Linked DNA regions of Homo sapiens: region 1 is linked to region 2. Evidence: chromatin contacts called from ENCODE Hi-C or POLR2A ChIA-PET data. All regions are on one chromosome and are shown on one strand. Each heading gives the region's core, a stretch centred on a gene start or an enhancer-like site at or near the end of the contact. The rest is flanking DNA. Distances are from core to core; before and after follow the strand shown.

Region 1 (5,798 bases), core at 2,940-5,439, 66 kb before region 2:
AACAGCCCCAAAGTAGTTTAGTAAACCGTGAAGCCTTTTCAGAAATGAATGTATAATTTTGAGGTGATTATTTGAAAAATGGTTTGTGGCAGTTATTCCTCTCTTCACAGGGTCCCAGGGCCTCCAGACAAGAAGCAATTGCAGCTCACAGAGACTTGGCCCACATCCCATGCTGAGGGGACCTCTTCTCTAAAGAGCCTCAGGAAAAAGCCACTTCCCAGCATCCCAGCCAAACCAGAGTGGAGGGCAAGGGTGATGGCTCATGGGGAGAGATGGCCAGACTGTAGGATGGGCCAGCCCCCAGTGGTCTCAGCAGGAATTATGCCAGTGGGTGAGGCTGCTGAAGCCTCCTGCCTGCTATTCCTAGGGTTCATTAACACCCTGAAAACAATCCAGACAATTCCCACTTCTGCATCTGGCTTGGTATTTCCAGAGGAAGTGTTAGAGCAGCAGATAACTGGGGTCACCTAATTTTATACTACCTCTAGGCCTTAGAGCAGCAAAGCCTAAAGTGGTGCAGTTTAGAGGCCAAACAATAAAAAAGACCTAAGATGTCAGAGAGATCGGATCATATATCCCAGGCACTTTCCTCCCTCCTCCCTCCCCACTCGTATCTATCCACATTCATTTTACCAGGCTGGGAAACCAACAGAGGGCCACTTTGTCTGTACCTACCATTTGCCTACAGTGACAATTATCTTAATTATATTAATAGAATCGTTCAGCAGAAAACCATCATCTCCACCCTATAGTCCAGACAACCAAGTGCTTAAGTGTTTCCTCACTTGCTTTACTTACTGGCAGCAAACGAACAGGGTCAAATTAGGTTTAACTGTGCTGACCTAAGGGCAGGACACTTCCCCAGTATATCCGTGAACTAACACAGCGAAAGGCACACAGAGACACAGAAACACTGGGAACTGAACTAACTTCTGTAAGGGCAAGTCACCAGGGAGACAAGATGTAGGTATGGGGGTGGGATGGGACATACTAAGTCCCCAAGAAAGTACATGTCCTAGGAGGCTTGAAAGGAGGCTGGTGCCTGGGCCAGGGCAGGGAACAACTGCAGAGATGAACAAGGACAGTCAGAGAGGCATGCAGAGACGAAAGGTTGGCTGCCTCAAGGAGGGGCTCCAAAATCCCACACGGGCCTGGATTTAGTAATCAGGAATCTCCAGGATCAGCAAGAATCAGCCTTTGGAAGTTCTTAGGCGAAAGAACACATAATGTGATAGAAGGAAGGAAGGAGGGGACACTAACAAAAATCTGTCTCACTTGGACTGTCAGAGAGAGCAGACAGCAGAGCCTGGATGAATCAAAATGCCCTAAAGAGAAATGGGTGCATGGAGAAATAGCCTTGAGGGAGCCATAGTCATATTTGATGGTGAAATAGTCATTTCTGGTGACTTTAACTGCATCAGGACTTGGCTGAGGGCTGATGCACAGATGCTAGTGCCTCCCAGACCCCTCTCTCTAGATATCCTAATAGTAAATGGAAACCTGAGACTTTAGCGGCATTAACTCTCCCCCATACGCAAAGTTACACGAATCCCAACAAAACTTGCAGAACTAAGCTACATGTGTGGGCACTGGTGGGAATCACTGAAAACCTAAATAAGACCGCAGCAGCTCGTTGATCCCCCCCCCCCTTTGATTGGCACGCACCTCTTTTCTTTTAATGAGAAAAAGCAACAGCCATAGACCCACATCCAGTTTTCACTGCAAAACTGACACTTACATTCAGGACTTCCTGGGGTGCTCCAGGCCAGCAGGGCCAAAGCTGCAAGACCTCCCTCCCTCTCGGGGCAAAACTGTGAGGTCTGTGTAGTCCCACTCCCCATTCCCCTCTCTCTCAGTCAGAGTCTCTTCCACCGCCCCCCGTCAATCCCCCTCCAACCCATCTGGTGATGGTAGCGCCCCCGCTGAACCAAATGTGGAGGACTTGGCTCTCCACCGACCGCTGTACAATGACAGCAGGAATGGCCATTCAGCACCTAGCCTTTCTCTAGCACCCTTTAATTATCGTCGTTATTTTAGGGCAGTCTTAGCATAAAGTGTGTTGCTGGGACCCTGCTCCTAAGAGGCTAACACTCCCTGCCCCCTTACCCACCGTCGACAGCGAAGTGGCAGGCAATGGGAATCTGGGCGGGAAGCAAAGAACTACTACGATTCACATCGCGCCCAAGCAGCAGCACGCGGGAACCTGGCACACAGTAGGTAGGCGTTCACCCAACATCTGTCATCGGACCCAGCACCTGGGCAGGGAGCCTAGGGGTGGAGTGGCGGCTTGGGGGACACAAAGGCCTCGCCAGCCCCCAGCTGCGCCCCTCGCAACGCGGGGGGCGGGAGTTTAGAGCCAGAGAGAGGGGGCGAAGGAATCCGCCCTCATTTGCACGTCGTCTGGGGCCCGGTCAATTTGCTTAATCACCGCTCTAAATGCCAGCGGGCAGCACACAATACGCGCCCATTAACAGGTTTAAAGTGTCGCAGCGCTCGCTTTAAATGAGAAAAGCAGGCGACAAAAGGGGGAAAAAGCCAAGTTCCTCAACTTGAAGAATGCCTTGGGTCGCCTCGAAATCATCTACGCGAGTTTAAAATTCGGAGCTAGCTCCGCAGAAAAGCTGAGGCCCCGGTGCGAGGGCTGGGGGTGGGAACGGGGGCTGTGAATAACCCGCCACGAAAACTGGGTTTCTTAGGAACCAGCCTGCAGCCGCCCAGTGAACCCGGAGTCGGAGGACAACGTCGCCAACCCAGCTCCCTAGGCCCCTTGCCCCACTGCCAGAGAAAGCTGACCGATTTCCAAGAAGGAAAGCGAGACCCCCCCAAAGCGGGCACAAATCCAAGTTTCCTTCGGTGCAGGCGAAGAATTCTGGAGGCCAAGGAAGATCCCAGAGGTGGACTCCAAAACCTCAACCCGCAAGAGGGGAAAAGTTAAAGTAACTTTACTTTCATCCAGGCACTGGCCAGCGCAGCCTCGCGCTCGGCCGCCAGAGAGTAGTTCAACTCCGCAAACAAGTTCTGCTTGGGATCGGCGCAGAAGGCCCCATCCCCCACTCCATGGCCAAGCCCGGGGGCGCATCCTGCGGGCCGCGGCCTCCCACCCTCCCCGGCGCGCCCGACGGGCACTCACGGTGCGCGCTCCTCCGGGAGACAGGGGTCCGTTGGAGAGGTACGGGCTGCTCAGGTCCGGGATCATCAGGAAGGGGTACCCAGGGTACGGGGGTCCTTTAAAGAACGCGCTGTCCTGAGGCCTTCTCACTGCGAACAAGACCAAGGCGAGGTGAGGCCCAGGCCCCCGGGACTGACAGCGCCGCGGCAGGGGGCTCGAGGCGGGAGCTGGGGACCCCAGCGCCCCCCACGCGCGCCCCACGGGGGCTGCCGCCAATAAAGGCGGAGGGCAAGGGTGCGTCCACCCAAGCAAGGGGGACGGTGGGCCGCCCGGGCTGAGCAGCGGAGCGCAGCGGGAATCGAGAGTGGGGGGCTGTCCCAGCGGGCACATACCTTCGGCGAAATAGTCCCGCGGCTTCTGGAAAGTGTCCCGGACGGGCTGCGGGCGCCTCTCCGCCTGCGGAGGAGACACAAAGGCAAGAGCGGGTGAGCGGACGCAGGGCCGGGATCCCCCGGGGGTGGCCGCGGTGCTTCCTTACCTCCGAGTCCGAGCTGCTGCTCTGGTTCTCCGACTCGTTGACCAGGGACGACTTGACCTCGTCTAGGTCCCGCTGCGCCGAGGCGCTATCGCTGCTCGGCTCCTGCTCCTCGCCCCCCTCGTCCTGGAAGGGGATCAGCTCGTCGTTCGCCCCGAGGTCGTCCCCTCCGCCGGCCGCCCCGGCGCTGGAGCCGCCGCCTCCCCCGCTGCCGCCGCCGCCGCCGCCGCCCCCGCCGCCGAGCTGGGGCATGGTGGGGCCGCGGGCCGGGGCCGCCGCTCTCGGAGCCCCTAGCCGCCCGCGCCCTGCCCGGCCCGGCCCGGCGCCCCTCCCGCCCGCTTGCGGGCCCGCTGCGCTAGCCGCCGCAACAAAGTTTGACAGGGCGTGGCCCCGCGGGAAGCGGGCCCGGCGCTGCCCGGCCGGGGCGCAGGCGGCTCGGCTCGGGCCCCTCCGGCAGCGCCGAGCCTAGGGCTCCCCAACTCGCCACCGCCGCCGCCTGCTCCGCCGGGGCGTCCCAGCCCCTGGCCCGCCGGGGAGGGGCGAGCGGGGAGGGAGGGAGGAGGGACCGCCGGGCTGGGCAGGGGGGCCGGAGGGAGGAGCCCCGGCTGCAAGCTGACACCCGCGCGCCTCGCGGAACCCGGAGAGCTGCGGTGCGCGCGCACACACACACATACACACGCACTCACACTCACACGTTCACACTCGCATCTTCCAGGGGCTGCGTCTCCCTGCAACGTGCACCGCCCCCAACCCCCTCCTGCGCCTCACACTGCACCCTCGGCGGCCCTCCCCACGGCCTCCCTGGAGTCCTGGAAGTCTTGCGCCCACCCCTCCGCATCCCCTAACTTTCTCCCAAAGAACCTCCAGAACTCCGCGCAGGTTCCCACCCCCTCCCACCGTATCGGCGCGCGGGCGGGCGGCACTGCCCCCTGCGGGAAAGCCTCGGACGCACATACTGGCCGCGGGGCCCTCCCCCTGCCTAGAGTCCCTCCGAGTGCGCGAGCTGATGCACGGACTAGGACACTGGGGACATCTATGGAACCCCGGAAAATGCCCGGCGGCTTTCCGCGCCTTTTTCCTGTGGGGTTCCAACGCGACCCCCGGCCCAGGTTTTCAACCTTGTACAGATATACAGATTTCCCTGCTGAAATCTTGAAGATCACCTTTTCTTCATTGTTTGGGACTAGGTCCTAAATCGAAAAATCGCGGTCTTGGGTTCCAAAAGAATTTGGATTTGGTTCATTGAGAGGGAAAATTGCCTGTCCAGTGATCTCCGAAGCCATTCACAAAGCTGCGTGAGTAGCCAGTGAACACGAGAAAAATGCTCAACCAGCCTCATACCTAAGTAATGCCTGTGGTGCGAGCGCCACGGCCCGCGCCTGGAGTTCCATCTACTCCCGAGGCCTAGGCAGGAGGATCGCTGGAGCCCAGGAGTTTGAGACCAGCCTGGGCAACATAGCAAGACCTTGTCTCCAAAAAAAAAATTTTTTTAATAAAGAAATGCCTGTTACAATGACATTAAGATGTCGTTTCTCTCCAACCTGTGCGGGAAAGTTTGAGGAAAATGAATATCTTGTGTTATCCTCCGTGGGGAACTATTAGAGCATAAACTTTGAAAACAGCTTGGAAGGCAGTATGGAACTATGTAAAACTATTTTCAGCCCAACTGGCAGAAGAGTTTCTACAGAGGTGCCCGCACATATGGGCAAAGCCACATATGCTAGGTTCAAAGCATCAGAGAGCTTGGTGACATGCATTCTTCATCTTTCTTTACAGTGACAGTCCATGCAGCTGGCCAGTTCTATGCAGTGTCCCCGCCCCTCCCCCCACCCATACACACACACACACACACACACACACACACACACACACACACACACACAGGCACATGGACCAAGATTGATTTTGGAGGAACATCTTTAAATGAAACACTATATATGACACTCACTATTTTATTTTTGTTTTTAAAAAAATTATACACATTTATTTCTGCGTAGAAAAAAATCTGAGAAGATGCAAATTATTATCAATGACTATTTCTGGGAAAGGATAAGTGAAAGGAGATAGTTTTCTGGTTTCTATGAACTTTATAACAAGCAGATATGCCTTTTCTAATTTTTTACACAATACATGAGTACAGTCTCATAAAGCGTT
Region 2 (6,254 bases), core at 2,484-4,983:
ATCCTCAAAAAGTTAAACATAGAATGATCATTTGACCCAGCCATTCCGTTCCTGGGCATTTACCTGAAAGAACTGAAAAAAAGTAGTCAAACTAATATTTGTATGCATGTGTTCATAGCAGTGTTATTCACAACAGCCTAAAGGTAAAAACCACCCAAATGTCCCTCAGTGGATGAATGGAGAAACAAATCGAGGGACACACATGCACTGGGATATTCAGCAGGAAAAAGGAATGAAGTACTGATACATGGTACACATGGATGAACCTTGAGAACATGCTAAGTAAAAGAACAGAGGGTCACATATTGTATGATTCCATTTATATGCAATGTACAGAATAGGTAAATCTATAGAAACAAACCAGATTGGTGGTTGTCAGGGGTTGTGGGGAAGAGAGAATGGAGAGTAATCACTGAGTGGGTTTTCTGGAGTGATGAAAATGTTTTAGAAATAGAAGTGGTGGTTGCTCAACATTGTAAATGCACTAAATGCCACTGAATTGTCCACTTTAAAATGGTTAACTTGGCCGGGCACAGTGGCTCGTGGCTCATGCCTGTAATCCCAGCACTTTGAGAGGCCGAGGTGGGTGGATCACCTGAGGCCAGAAGTTCAAGACCAGCCTGGTCAACATGGTGAAACTCAGTCTCTACTAAAAATACAAAAAATTAGCCAGGCGTAGTGGTGCATGCCTGTAGTCCCAGCTACTTGGGAGGCTGAGGCAGGAGAATTGCTTGAACCTGGGAGGCAGAGGTTGCAGTGATCCAAGATCACGCCACTGTACTCCAGCCTGGACAACAGGAGTGAAACTCTGCCTCAAAAAAAATAAATAAATAAAAAATAAAATGGTTACCTTTATATTATGTGAATTTAAACTCAATAAAAATGTAATTGTGTAGTTCTTGGATGATGTAATAGAATTTGGTGGTAAAATAAACTTGATTATAGATGTAAATGTATAAAATAAAATTATAAAACTTTTAGAAGAAAACAGGAAAAAAACATCATGACCTGGTGTTAGGCAAATAATTCTTAGACATGACACCAAAAGCATGATCCATAAAAGAAAAATTGAGTTTCATTAAAATTAAAAACTTCTCTGTGAAAGATGCCATTAAGAAAATGAAAAGCACTGGGCGTGGTGGCTCATGCCTGTAATCTCAGCACTTTGGGAGGCTGAGGCGGGCGGATCACTTGAGGTCAGGAGTTCGAGACCAGCCTGGCCAACACAGTGAAACCTTGTCTCTTCTAAAAATACAAAAATTAGCTGGATGTGGTGGCACATACATGTAGTCCCAGCTACTTGGGAAGTTGAGGCATGAGAATCCCTTGAACCCAGGAGGCAGAGGCTGCAGTGAGCTGAGATTCCACCACTGCACTCCAGCCTGGGCAACAGAGTGAGACCCAGTTTAAAAAAAAAAAAAAAGAGAGACTGGGAGCGGTGGCTCACGCCTGTAATCCCAGCACTTTGGGAGGCCGAGGCGGGCGGATCACGAGGTCAGGAGATTGAGACCATCCTGGCTAACACGGTGAAAACCCCTTCTTTAGTAAAAATACAAAAAATTAGCTGGGCGTGGTGGCACGCGCCTGTAGTCCCAACTACTCGGGAGGCTGAGGCAGAATTGCTTAAACCCGGGAGGCAGAGGTTGCAGTGAGTTGAGATCTTGCCACTGCACACCAGCCTGGGCAACAGAGAGAGACTCCATCTAAAAAAAAAAAAAGAAAAAGAAAAAAAGAAAGAAAGAAAGAAAATGAAAAGCTAAGCCACAGACTGGGAAAAATTATTTGCACAGTATATATGTGATAAGGACTTGTATCCAGAATATATAAAGAATTCAACCCTGACTGGTCACAGTGGCTCATACCTGTAATCCCAGTACTTCAGGAGTCTGAGGCAGGAGGATCACTTGAGTCCAGGAGTTTGAGACCAGCCTGGGCAACATAGTGAGACCTTGTTCATACAAAAAATGAACAAAATTAGGCCAGGCGCAGTGGCTCATGCCTGTAATCCCAGCACTTTGGGAGGCCAAGGCAGGTGGATAATTTGAGGCATCAAAGTTTTTAGCTGACTTGCTATGCTTCACGGCAGCAATACCAAATGATCCCCCGCAATGCTGTGAGCCCTAGGATTTATTTTCCTTTTTATGGTAGGAGGCCTAACCGGCACTGTACTAGCCAACTCATCATTAGACATTGTGTTATATGACAGATACTATGTTGTAGCCCACTTCCACTACGTCTTATTAATAGGAGCCATATTCACTATTATAGGGGGCTTTAGGAGTTCAAGACCAGCCTGGCAAACATGATGTAACCCTGTCTCTACTAAAAATACACAAAAAATTAGCCAGGCGTGGTGGTGCGCGCCTGTAGTCCCAGCTATTCAGGAGGCTGAGGTATGAGAATCGCTTGAACCTGGGAGAAGGAGGTTGCAGTGAGCTGAGATCGCCCCACTGCACTCCAGCCTGGGCGACAGAGCGAGACAGTGGTGTGTGCCTATAGTCCCATCTACTTGGGAGGCTGAGGTGGAAGGATATCTCCAGGCTGGGATGTCAAGGCTGCAGTGAGCTGAGTTCGTGCCACTGCACTCCAGTCTGGGCAACAGAGCGAGACCTTGTCTCAAGGGAAATAAAAAAAGAAATCAATTCAGTAACAAGGTAAACTGCCAACCCAATTAAAATATGTACAAAATAGACATTTCACCAAAGAGGATATACAAATAACTATAAGCACATGAAAGATGCTCAATATAGTCAATTTGGAAAAGCAAATTTAATCCACATTGAGAACCACTACACACCCATTCAAACTGCTATAATGAAAAGAACTGTTGAGATTAGGCCAACTACCAAGAATCTCTATTTCATATACATTTGGGAACTGAGGAAATGCCCACTGCTCAATGGACATATTCTGAGCTGGAGTTTAGCCAGAACTCCATTTATACCTAGTCGCTATATGCTCTTATTCCGTTTTTTTGTTTTTTGTTTTTTGTTTTTAGAGACAGCTTCTTGCTCTGTGGCCCAGGCTGGGCTGGAGTACCCTGACATGATCATAGGTCACTGCAGCCTTGAACTCCTGGGTTTAAGTGGTCCTCCCGCCTCGCCTCCTGAGTAGCTGGAACTGCGGGCGTGCACCACCACACCTGGCTAATTTTAAAATTTTTTGTAGAGATAGGTTCTTCCTATACTGCCCGGGCTGGTCTCCAACTCCTGGCCTCAAGTGATCCTCCCCTCTTAATCTCTCAAAGTGCTGAGATTATAGGTATGCGCCACTGTGCCCAGCCTGTATGTGCCTAATTCTAACAGGGGCCATGATTACACTTGGGATCTAAGGTTATTCATATCTACTATAAGTCTGTGTCTAATTGTCCTCAAGATGTTTAGTATTTTTTTTCCCCAGTGCTCAATTACCCAAGTAAATAGTCTTAGGTCCCTTTGAGGGAAGGCCTGAAGGAGTCATTACATGTTCAATTGCCACGTGTCGCAGGATTCTTCCTGCTGGAGTTGCAGGCGCTGCTTCAATCAGTGGGTTCTGGGTTCAAAAACTGACCCAGTGTAGAAACTGGGCAAAGGAGAGCGACTTTTTATTGGAGCAACTATCCTCAGCTTCATCATCACCCATCCTTGATTTCTTTTGATGGTTCAATTTGAATAGCACTCTGTTGGCTAATGCAAGTATTTCGCCGTTTGTTTATACCAAGTTCTATTAACCATCTCCAGAAGTGTCTTCTGAACTGACCGTTAGCGCCACTCCCACCGTGCTGCTCGCTACGATAATCGCGCCACCACTTGTCCTCCGTAGCTCTGGAGTCCTGGCCTGCCGGTTGCTAACTGGGCCACTTTACAGAGGCAGAAGCAAGCTCAGGGAGGGTAAACAGGAAGGGTAACTAATTTTCCTGGGATTACACAGTCGGTAAATAATGGAGGCAGCATCGACCCCAGGCAGTCTGGCCCCAGACACCACACTTTTACCCAATTCCCACAGCTGCCTGGAAAATAAATAGAAATCAAATAGATGTTAACAAGGACCTTTGGGAGTTGTCCGGCGTTTGGGCAACGGATTGCTTTTCTGTTTCATGTTAGTCCACCGCCCTCACGTGGCCCCGTCCTGAACTTCACCCTTGTTTGGTCCCAAACTGTAAAGACCCTCACGGTGCTGGGAAACACAGCCCTGCTGGCCTCGGACTGCAGGACAGAATCCTTACCCCTCCTGGGCCTCCGTTGTGTTCTTTCCAAAATGGGATAATGGTAGCAGGTTAATGGAAATAATTAAATAAAATAGTCCATCTAAATTCCTGGATCGAACGAAGGGTCCAATAAACATTAGCTGTGCTGTTGTAGTGCTCAGTGCCTCTCTCTCAAAAGCGGGTGGCAACAGACACCCTCACACCTTCGCTGTAATGAGAGCTCTGCAAAGCCAACTGCAAATATTAGGAATCAGTGTCCTCACGAGGCCAACCCCTTTCCAAGGCTGCTTGGAAAATGCTTTGCTAGACTAGCTTGGATCTTGCTGGCTTGACTCAGATCACAGTTGAGCAAATGTGCAGAAGAGGAAGAGATGAGGGAAGGCCTGGCTCAGTGTGCTCAGAGCTTCGATTTTGAGACTGTTCGGGAGGAAAAGTTCCTCACCAGACAGTGCTCTGCTACTCTTAAAGCTAGAAGGACAGAAAGATTTCTCCACAGTTGGGGTCATGGAAATGTGTATTTTCTCCAAACCTTTTTTTCACTGAACCAGTTGTTGGAGCCTTCCATTTGAGACCTTGTGATGCCTTCATGGACATTATTTCTGCTCATCCACACAGCCAGCAGGGACTTGTGCAGCAGGAGGGGCAGGCTCAGAGTTAAGCAGCTGCTCCAACGTCACACGGCTAGCCTGGGCCTGATCTGGAGCTTGTCCCAGATCTGGAGCTTCCCAGGTTTGGACCTGGGTCACTAGAGCAGAGCCTCCTTGCCTCTTCGTGGATATGGAGCCAATTCACTGTGGCCGATCACCAGCCTCACAGACTAAGGGGGCAGCCCTGCCCCTGCCTACGCCCCTACCACTGCTGAAGCCATCTCCTTGCCGACAAACACAAGCAGAAACTTCTCAGGATCTGCTGCCTCTTGTTCCAAGGATTAGGCGAGCTTCTGTCTTGAGGACAGAAGAGGCAGCTGGAAGATCAGGGTTGTGGTTGAAGAAGGCCTAGGTAAGGTGCCATGACTCAAATGTCCCTAATGGGTGAGGGCTTTCAACTTTTGGAAACTGCAGGGGCAATTTTGGAGACAATGTTTAACTATAGTGTAAAGACTGCCAGTTTAATTTCTAATCCTGAAGAAATGTATATGTGGTCACAGGCTAATATTTCTAAAAGTCATCGAGTGACTTTACGTGTCCTAGCCCCATATTTCCCCAAAGATGACTGTCTAAATGCCCCTAAGAGAGGCTTTGGAGTTCCTTGACTTCTCTGAATTGTTGTAGTAAAGATAAGGCAGAAATTTTGAAGAGATCAGAAAGAAAAACTTTAGAACAAATCTCGTCTTTTCTAGAACTGTCTTCATTTTAATTTACTGTCATATCAGATAACCTGCCAGATGGCTTTTACTGTGTCTGAATTGAGTCAGACCAGCTGGGATGGGATCCTGCCTCCAGCAGTGGTGGGCCCCAGGAACATTTATTTCATCTCAGCATCAAGCATTCCCAAAGCAGCAGGGGCTAACGGGGCCGTAGAGATTACCCCTGCAGCTGTGGGGCTGGCCAGCCACACTTCCATAGATTTGTCTGTAGGGAGACATTGAGCCACATGGATTTGGACAGGTTGTTACATACGCAGACAGCAAAAGCTAAATCAGCATGACATGTCGCTCCTTGTGTCCCTCGTCCCACAGGAGGACACAAGGCTGGAAGGTTGGGACACCAGATGGCATGGACAGTGGGTTGCCCTGCTGTGCAGCAGCCAGCTCTCAACTGCAACCGAGCACTCTACAGACTTAGCAGGCACCTGCAGACGTAACTTGTGGGAGTGGGGAGAGAGGAGGAAAGCGCTGCGCTCAACAGAAACTAGGAAGATCGATGAGAAATGGCCTTGCAGCAGTTCCAAAAGGGTGGGGAGGCAGGTGAGACCACTCACGGCAGCGATGCACAGGGCCACTTAACGCCCCTTGCTCCATGAGGAGTTGCAGGGTGTTCCACCAAGACGCAGGTCAGGTTGCCGTCGAGCCCGGTGGAGATGTGCAGGGTTGCTGGGCACCTGGCAGAGCTGGTCCCTGACACGCACT

What was found. Hi-C counts contacts between places; a loop is a spot of excess contacts on that map. ChIA-PET counts read pairs that join two places held with the same protein, here RNA polymerase II (POLR2A). Pooled maps may share reads with other maps.
Region 1: a map of mammary epithelial cell shows a loop between it and region 2 (6-fold over the local background). The contact joins the promoter of TCF7L1 here to the promoter of LINC01964 in region 2. A Hi-C loop is called at or near these places in 35 of 168 maps with a recorded cell type or tissue (A673, Caco-2, HCT116 and 21 more), 3 of 37 single-sample maps with no recorded cell type and 34 of 50 pooled maps. POLR2A ChIA-PET finds 5 or more read pairs at or near these places in 6 of 52 experiments (A673, Caco-2, H1 and 3 more).

The regions. Positions count from the first base shown.
Region 1 is chr2:85,131,783-85,137,580 of GRCh38, reverse strand. It overlaps TCF7L1 (transcription factor 7 like 1), which reads right to left and starts at 4,189. Exons shown (of 12, transcript NM_031283.3): 1 at 3,648-4,189; 2 at 3,502-3,565; 3 at 3,131-3,258. The coding sequence starts at 3,896. RefSeq lists enhancers at 1,856-2,429, 2,430-3,004, 3,580-4,154 and a silencer at 4,520-4,589.
Region 2 is chr2:85,064,826-85,071,079 of GRCh38, reverse strand. It overlaps LINC01964 (long intergenic non-protein coding RNA 1964), which reads left to right and starts at 3,733. Exons shown (of 2, transcript NR_146453.1): 1 at 3,733-6,254.